2 separate regions of the Homo sapiens genome follow, and region 2 is linked to region 1. Evidence: read pairs that join two places in POLR2A ChIA-PET (ENCODE). Cell type or tissue: B cell. All regions are shown on one strand. Each heading gives the region's core, and the rest is flanking DNA. Links, peaks and the distances in the headings are about the cores only. Region 1 has its middle 12 kb from the start of ABRACL. Region 2 has its middle 46 kb from the start of ABRACL.

What was found. ChIA-PET counts read pairs that join two places held together with the same protein. Peaks named below come from ENCODE experiments on the same cell type or tissue, not always from the same donor. Only the 100,000 strongest peaks of a DNase experiment are listed, where the experiment ranks them.
Region 2: POLR2A ChIA-PET joins it to region 1 with 9 read pairs; 3 of 35 experiments call an interaction of 5 or more read pairs at or near these places.

What each region holds. Positions count from the first base shown.
Region 1 is chr6:139,014,058-139,018,455 of GRCh38, reverse strand. No RefSeq gene overlaps it. Among named protein-coding and RNA genes, the nearest start is that of ABRACL, 12 kb to the left of the region's middle. In B cell, for the core only: no CTCF peak of the experiment used is centred there; a DNase peak (open chromatin) is centred at 1,855.
Region 2 is chr6:139,072,852-139,077,249 of GRCh38, reverse strand. No RefSeq gene overlaps it. Among named protein-coding and RNA genes, the nearest start is that of ABRACL, 46 kb to the right of the region's middle. In B cell, for the core only: no CTCF peak of the experiment used is centred there; no DNase peak of the experiment used is centred there.

The sequences.
Region 1 (4,398 bases), core at 330-4,329:
AACTCCTGGGCTCAAGCAATGCTCTCACCATGGCCTCCCAAAATGCTGAGATTACAGCATGAGCCACTATGCTTGGCCTCCAGATTCTTTAAAGAGAGAACCTAACTGACCTAGTTTGGATGGATTGTTAGTCACGCTCCCCCCACGCCCTGTCAAATCTGCTATGCCCGCTACTAGGGCTGCTCCTTCCAAAAGAGATGCATGAGATCGTTTCTCTGTGAAGGACCTGTGGGAGAGGAGTCACCCCTACATATGTCTAACACAGAAAACAGCAACTCTTATTGTTCAGTAAGTAGCTACTAGACCCACATGGATATTTTCTTTTTTATTCCTTTTTTAAAACATTTTTTAGAGACAGGGTCTTGTTATGTTGCCAAGGTTGGTCTCAAACTCTAGCCTCAAGCGAGCGTCCCGACTTAGCCTCCTGAGAAGCTGGGACTACAGATGAGATACATGGCACCTGGCTCTAATTTTCATTTACACTTAAATTAGTTAAAATGAAATAATATTAAAAATTCAGATCCTCAGTCATAGTAGCCACATTTCAACTGCTCAATTGCCACAGGGGATTAATGACAACTGTATTGGATAGCACAGAAATTTTCTACTGTCTGAGAAAGTTCTACTGGACAGAGTTGTTACAGATGGTAAAAACAACAACAACAACAAAAAAACCCCACAGGAACATTGCTAAGAGTTCTAAGATGATAACCACTATTTATTTTCCAATTCATCCCCCACTTTCAACCCACCAGCTAACACATTTACAAATAACCTTTTTTTCTAAGCCTCCTAATCTTCTGATAAGAAATCTAAACGATTACCCCAAAATAATCCATCGAAAAGGCAAAATCTAGGACAGCCCTAGTCAGTTTGGGACAACTAGTCACCCCACCCATGTTTCACTTCTTTTTTGTAAACTTCTTTCATTCAGTATACAGTCCTTCTACTTCGTTTTTTCTGAGTCTTTGTTGTAGCTCCAGTAAGAGAGAGGCTACATTATCCTTTTTTGAGCCTAGGCCAAATGGTCAGTGCTGCCAACTGAGAATAAAATTTCCAGATCATTAAATTCAGTCATGAGGGCTTAAGTGCTAGGTGCAAAGAGCAGCCAGGCAGGCAGCTGTGGTGATCACAGTGGAGTCAGGGGTCAAGGAGGGCACCAAGAAGCACAATTTCTAACCAAATGTCTAAGGTGCTGTCTCGGGAGTCTACAAAGCCTAGAGTGGAAGGGGTTAATGCCACAAAGCATTGCAGTGGCAATTAATCTGACTACATATTAGGATCACCTGCCAAGCTTAAAAAGCAGTACCTAGGACTCACTCAAACCAATTAATTCAGAATCTCTGGGACACCCACGTTTTAAGGTTCCCAAGTAATTCTAATGCGCAGTTAAGATCGAGAACTACTTGGTCTAGACAAGCTTGTATAGCCAGCAGCCAGTGAAAGCTCACAGCAGCAGCTGCTCCAAGGAATTCAGAAAAACTTCTGCTGCTTTTCAGCTAGAAGGGCTCACTGATGTCTTTCTAATGTATCCCACAGAATGTAAAGTATCTCTGCTGCTCTCTTCCTGGGCTCCATCATTCATGGTATCCCTAGGAGGGGCACTCTCTCAGGATGAACAGAGGACAGACTTATACCTCGGCAACGCAGAGGCCCAGCCACATTGCAAAATTTAAGGGGTGCTCAGGAGTGTCTCTTTCACCATAAAATATCTCTACACCATGAATTTTCACCTGGAATTCCAGTATTTACACATACAGATTGCTGTCTGTATATGTATATACACACACACAAACACGTCAAATAAGCATGCAGTTTCTGTAGAGACAGGCAAATAACAGTGATTGAAATAAGCCTGGCTGACTTCCTCTTTTGAAGGGGGAGCTCCTATTCAGCTGCATGTGGGAGTGTATACCCAGTGTTACTAGACTGTACCATTTTTCAAGAAAAGATAGAAATCTGGATTTTTTGAAAAACCAAAACTTTCCCTTTAGAAACAGATGCGGCAACTCATTAAAATGTTTTAAAAACAATGTCCAGGCCCAGTGAAATCTTACTGCAGGCTGGAAAAAGTCCCTTCAAAAATAGAAATGTCTTTGTGAGTAGCAATGGAAGATTTCCTTTCTCTTATCTCTCTGTTGGGAAATTTTTCTTTTTCTACAAAGCAAATATTTCCTTCAGTTTATTCATGAATCCCTCCCTCAATCCTGCTGAGGGCTCAAGATTCCGTTTTCTCTTTGTCTTGAGATTTTCAGAAAGTACTTGAAGTTTGCTGCTTCTTTCCTTCACCACCTACCATTTATTTCACTACTTGTAATCTGGCTTCTACCTTCACCTTTATTCTTCCTTCTTTTTTTTTTTTTTTTTTAAGATGGAGTCTTGCTCTTGTTACCCAGGCTGGAGTGCAATGGCGTGATCTTGGTTCACTGCAACCTCCCTCTCCATTTCAAGTGATTATCCGGCCTCAGCTTCCCGAGTAGCTGGGACAGGAGCCTGCCACCACGACCAGCTAATTTTTTATTTTTTTATTTTTAGTAGAGACAGGGTTTCCCATGTTGGCCAGACTGGTTTCAAACTCCTGACCTCAGGTGATCCACCCACCTCAGCCTCCCAAACTGTTGGGATTACAGGTGTGAGTCACCGCACCTGGCCTACCTTCACCTTCTTACTAAAGCTGTTCTCTCTAGCCTAAGGTCACTAATGACTCCCAACTGGCAAACACAACAGCTTGTTCCCATTTCTTAATATTCTGCAGCTCTCCATAGCACTGGACATTGTCACCAGTCCCCTCAGTCACGGTCATCCCTCAACATGGAGACTAAGTGGTTCAGGCATACTGCTGGCTTGGAATCTGGGCTGCTGGAGATCGGGAAGAGCCCACTCCAGCTTCCTTGTGTCAGAATCTCTAGAGAGCTTCTTAGAAATGCAGAATGTTAGACTTAGAAATACAGAAGTCTGCATTACATGAAGTTTAAGATGCTCTGTTCTGGGCTACCCTTCAGTCTAATGTCAGGTTAATTTTCTGAAAGTACAGCTTCAAAATTTCCACATGGTCTATTAAATCAAATATAAGCTTTTCCCATCTTTTAAAACCTTCCACAACTTGACCACTATTACCTTCCAGAGTCCTGACCCTCCATTGCCATCTGTGATACACCACGGATCTATCAAACTGCACTATATCCTATTCCTGCATCTGGTCCAGACTATAGTGAGGGCATGGGGTGGAGACCAGTTTTGTTCTGTAAATGTTTATTTAGTATGTTCTTGCCTTCCTGCCTTTGCTCTGATTGTTCCCTCTGCCTGCTGAGTCCTCCCCTCCCACCTTACCTTTGCCTACTGAAATCCAAGGCCAAACTTCAGTGCCAGCTCTGGCACTGAAGCTCCATGTGCATGTACAAAGCAGAGGTGACCCAGTCACGCGGGCTGGCTGTAGTTCTGTTTGCATGTGTTCTTGGAAAAATTACAAACCCCTATGAGCCTCAGTTTTCTATTCTAAAACTTAGTGATAATGAAATCTGCTTGCAGAGTTGTTGTAATGGAGAAATAAAATTGTGTGTGTGTGTGTGTGTGTGGTTTTTGTTTGTTTGTTTGTTTGTTTGTTTGACACAAAGTCTCACTCTGTTGCCCAAGCTGGAGTGCAGTGGCGAGATCTTGGCTCACTGCAACCTCCACCTCCTGGGTTCAAGCGATTCTCCTGCCTCAGCCTCCCAAGTAGCTAAGACTACAGGCACATGCCACCATGCCCAGCTAATTTTTGTATTTTTAGTAGAGACGGGGTTTCACTGTTTTGGCCAGGCTGGTCTTGAACTCCTGACCTCGTGATCCTCCTGCCTCGGCCTCCCAAAGTGCTGGGATTACAGGCGTGAGCCACCATGCCTGGCCAAAATTGTGTTTCTTATTTAAAGTATCCTTCCTCATTGCAAAAGGATTTGAGGAGAAATGAACTAATATAGAAAGCATACCCAGCCCTGCTCCTCTTCCTCCTGTCCACTCCGCTTGGTGTCATATCCCCCTCTTGGGAGTCTTACAGCACTTTGAACTTCTTCTGGAACAGTTATCTCGTGTCACTTTTTTTTTTTTTTTTTTTTTTTGAGATGGAGTCTCCCTCTGTTACCCAAGCTGGAGTGCAGTCGCACAATCTTGGATCACTGCAACCTCCACCTCCCGGGCTCAAGTTATTCTTCTGCCTCAGCCTCCCATCTCATACCACTTTTATGTAATGCAAATATCACCCTCACCTTGACTGTACTCAAGTTCATGATTCCATATCCTCTAGGAAGTTCAATGCTCTTCCTTATATTTTTGGAAATTCTTGGGATGTATGTTCTCATGCTTTCTGCTGGTTCCGAGTTCTCTAATTCCAGTTACTTCTCACATTTCATGGATGTTCAACCA
Region 2 (4,398 bases), core at 121-4,120, 59 kb before region 1:
TGTCCTAGGGCTGCCATAACAAAATACTACAAACTGGATGATGCTGGCAGGGACACGTTCTCCCTGAAGCCTCTAAGGGAGAACCCTTCCTTGCCTCTTCCTGGCCTCTGGTGGTTGCTGGCAATCCTTGGTCTTCTTTGGCTTGCAGCTGTGTAACTGCAATCTCTGTCCTTTTCTCCACATGGCCTTCTTCCCTGTGTGTGTCTGTCACTGTGTCTCTTCTCCTCTTCTTATAAGGACAACAGTCATATTAGATTCAGGGCCCACTCCACTTCAGTATGGCCTCATGTTAACTAATTATATCTGCAATAACCCTATTTCCAAATAATGCCACATTCTGAGATTCCAGGTGAATATGCATTTTGGGGGGACACTATTCAACCAGGTGAAACCAAAAGAAAAACATATATATATATATATATATATATATATATATGCTTTTTAAATATAATATGTATTTATATCTACTGAGCCAATAAAAAATGTAATTCTTCCTGTTGGTCCTGATCACAAGTATGAAATCCTTTGACGCTTGTTGAAAGGGACATGGCATCTGCTTATCACAATATCAGCCAACTACAACCACACATACTGAACACATAAGTCCTAAGAGGATGCCAAGTAGACAAAAGAACTAAGCCATGTGTAGGCTCAACTTAACACCCACTTTCACATTTATTTGATAATAGATGTGTGGTTGTCTGGATCAGTGAGTGGAACGCATGATAAAATTTTGGAAACAGATGATGTCTAAATTACTCTAATGATAGTCTTTATGATGTCAGTGAACATGAGGAATTGTAATTATTTTTCAGCCACTCCAGTGATTTCAAGCCAAATTTGAACTGGTAGCCTAGAAAGGAGTTTCTTGAGGATACTAATGATACTTCAAGGATTTCAAACTTCAAGGTAGTCATAACGTAAACATAGGAAGTCTCAACTGTATATTATTATGAAACCCACACGACCAAGGACCAGAAACTGGTAAATTTCAAGGATACGATGAGCAGTGCCTGTGTTTATTTTTAAAAATTTCTTTCACACCATAATATCATGTTTTCCTAAACTAAAACATTCCTGATATATTGCTGATACAGTTAGAAGTTCATCGGGAAGAGCTGAAGCAAATTTAGCAAAATGATGACATCCAATTATGGTGAGTAGAACATGGATACTTCCCATAATATTCTCCATATTTTTCTGTATGCTAAAAACATTTTTGTCTTTCTTTTTTAAAGAAATGAATTGTGACAAACAGTATCATTTTGCTTATTCAGACCTCAAAGCCTCAACTCAGTGGCTGCTGGGTTCCGTTTTCAAAGCCCCTGAATCCTCCCAACCTCTTCTCTGGCCTTTGATGTCACATAGTCTTCAATTTCACCAGAAGACTTAAGCCTTAAGTCCCCATTGTGGAGTGTCATCCAGGGTTCTCTCCAGCTATCTGGTTAGTCCTCATAGTCTCAGAATGCCTTCAGTATCAGCTCTTGGGGAGCCCCAAAAGGGCTTGCCGTAATAACATCCCCTCCTAGGGAAAGCATGGAGCCTGGGCACTGACCCCAGCTCTGGAAGAGGAACCAGGCACACAAGGGTGATGTGTGTGTTGAGCATGGCAAACTGACATGGGGACTCGTGTCCAGGGGCATCTAAAGGTCCAGCTTCAACAGGGCCCCATGGCTCACACCTATAATCCCAGCAATTTGTGTGGCTAAGGCAAGATCACTAAGGCCAGTCTCTACAAAAAAAAAATTTTTTTTTATTTGAGACACAGTCTCGCTCTGTCACCATGCTGAAGTGAGTGGTGTGATCTTGGCTCACTGCAACTTCTGCCTCCCGGGTTCAAGCAATTCTTCTGCCTCAGCCTCCCAAGTTGCTGGGACTACAGGCACACGCCACCATGCCCAGCTAATTTTTGTATTTTTAGTAGAGACAGGGTTTCACCATGTTGGCCAGGATTGTCTTGACCTCTTGACCTCATGATCCGCCTGCCTCGGCCTCCCAAAGTGCTGGGATTACAGGCATGAGCCACGGTGCCTGGCCAAAAAAAAATTTTTTTTTAATTAGCCTGGCGCACACCTGTAGTCCCAGCCCAGGGTGGTGATTGCAGGTGAGCTGGAGCAGGAGGATCAGTTGAGTCCAGGAGTTCAGGGTTTCAGTGCTATGATCATGCCACTGAACTTCAGCCTGGGTGACAGAACTAGACCCCGTCTTAAAAAAAATAAAAAAATAAAAAACGAAGGGCCAGCTTCCATGAATGACAATGGGATATGGTAGTGGTATTCAAACTACATTTTGATCTGCTGCCTTAAAAGAGTTTGTAAAATTGGCCGAGGGAGGTGGCTCCTGCCTGTAATCCTAGCACTTTGGGAGGCAGAGGAGGGCAGATTGCCTGAGCTCAGGAGTTCGATACCAGCCTGAGCAACACTGTGAAACCCCATCTCTACTAAAATACAAAAGAAGTTGGGAGGCCGAGGCGGGCGGATCACGAGGTCAGGAGATCGAGACCATCCTGGCCAACATGGTGAAACCCCGTCTCTACTAAAAAAAAAATACAAAAAATTAGCTAGGTGTGGTGGCAGGCACCTGTAGTCCCAGCTACTAGGGAGGCTGAGGCAGGAGAATGGCATGAACCTGGGAGGCGGAGCTTGCAGGGAGCCAAGGTCATGACACTGCACTCCAGCCTGGGTGACAGAGCAAGACTCTGTCTCAAAAAAAAAAAAAAAAAGAAGTTAGCTAGGCGTGGTGGCGTGCACCTGTAGTCCCAGCCACTCAGAAGGCTGAGGCAGGAGAGTGGCTTGAACTGGGGAGGCAGAGGTTGCAGTGAGCTGAGATCGCACCACTGCACTCCAGCCTGGGCGACAGAGCAAGACTCTGTCACAAAAAAAAAAAAAAAAAAAAAAGATTTTGTAAAATTATGTACTGCTTGACACATTTTATTCCTGATTCCAGAAGTACAGAATCAGGCATTAGATTCTCATAGGAGTGCTACCCCTATTGTGAACTGTGCATGCGAGGGATGTAGGTTGCAAGTTCCTTATGAGAATCTAATGCCTGATGATCTGTCACTGTCTCCCATCACCCCAGATGGAACTGTCTAGTTGCAGGAAAACAAGCTGAGGGCTCCCACTGATTCTACATTATGGTGAGTTGTATAATTATTTCATTATATATTACAATGTAATAATAATAGAAATAAAGTGCACAATAAATGTAATGCACTTAAATCATCCAGAAACTATCCCCTCCCCCCATTCACAGAAAAATTGTCTTCCACCAAACTGGTCCCTGGTGTCAAAAAGGTTGAGGACTGCTGCCCTAGAAGTGTGATACTCATAAGTGTATGGTTTTAAAAGATCTGAACAAGAAGTTGCTTTTAGCAGTCAAAAATTTCACTTTGTCCCCTGCTAATTCTATTCTACCTACTCCACATAAATTTATCCAAATGTAGTATCATTCTATGCTTAAAAATCTTTTATAGATCACCACATCATATGATCTGCACAATTGTGTATATACATTGAACACTTTTTACTTTATGTGCTCATAATGCTCTAATTAACATTTTCTGCCATTACAATTGCTAATACACAGTTGATCAAAACAGATCAACATGCTGACACTTTTGATAGAAAATTATTAAACATAAAAGAAAATTTTTGTTGGGAGTGCATCTCTTTATGAGATGAATGTGCTTTGTTTTTAAAATTAGTTCATATGTCTATCCATGAATAGTATTTATTAATAATATGAAAATGATTTGACATCATTTTTGTTTTCATTTTATAAATGTAAGGGCTAAGAAATCTTGCTTATGTGAATAAATGGGGACAGAAAAGGTTTGCTGAAACAAAAATCAGTCAATCCTTTCAACTCGTTCTAAATTTTATGTCAAAAATCACCTAGCGATCTATCATAACATTATTTTTCATGTTCTAGCAAATGACAGCTTGATTAAGCTTGTCTTCAATTTTGTTAGATGAAAAGAGTTGGAAACCACCTGGCTTGCAAAGAGGTTTTTATCCAGGTATCAGGGTTTTCTCCAAGAAAGGCTTGCCAAGACTTATCAAATGGTTATTAAATATATATGTTATTTTTGGCTCAAAGGCATTTTCTAAAGTAAGAGATATTCAAAGGGGTTGGGAAAATAAAATTTCTTTCTTTTAATGTACCTTAGCCAATTCAGAATTTTTAATAAAATTATTTTTATCTTCTCACATGTTTTCAATATATTTTATGTCAAAACTTTGATGACCTAAGACAACAGATTTAGCTCACTGAATCTGTGGAAAATGTTTGCCATCCAACCTGATTGGCAAAGGCAACGTTAGGCTTACATTCTTCAGAAGGACTTCAGTTTCCATTCAAATAAATATGTTGATATGGATTTTAAGGAACATTGCA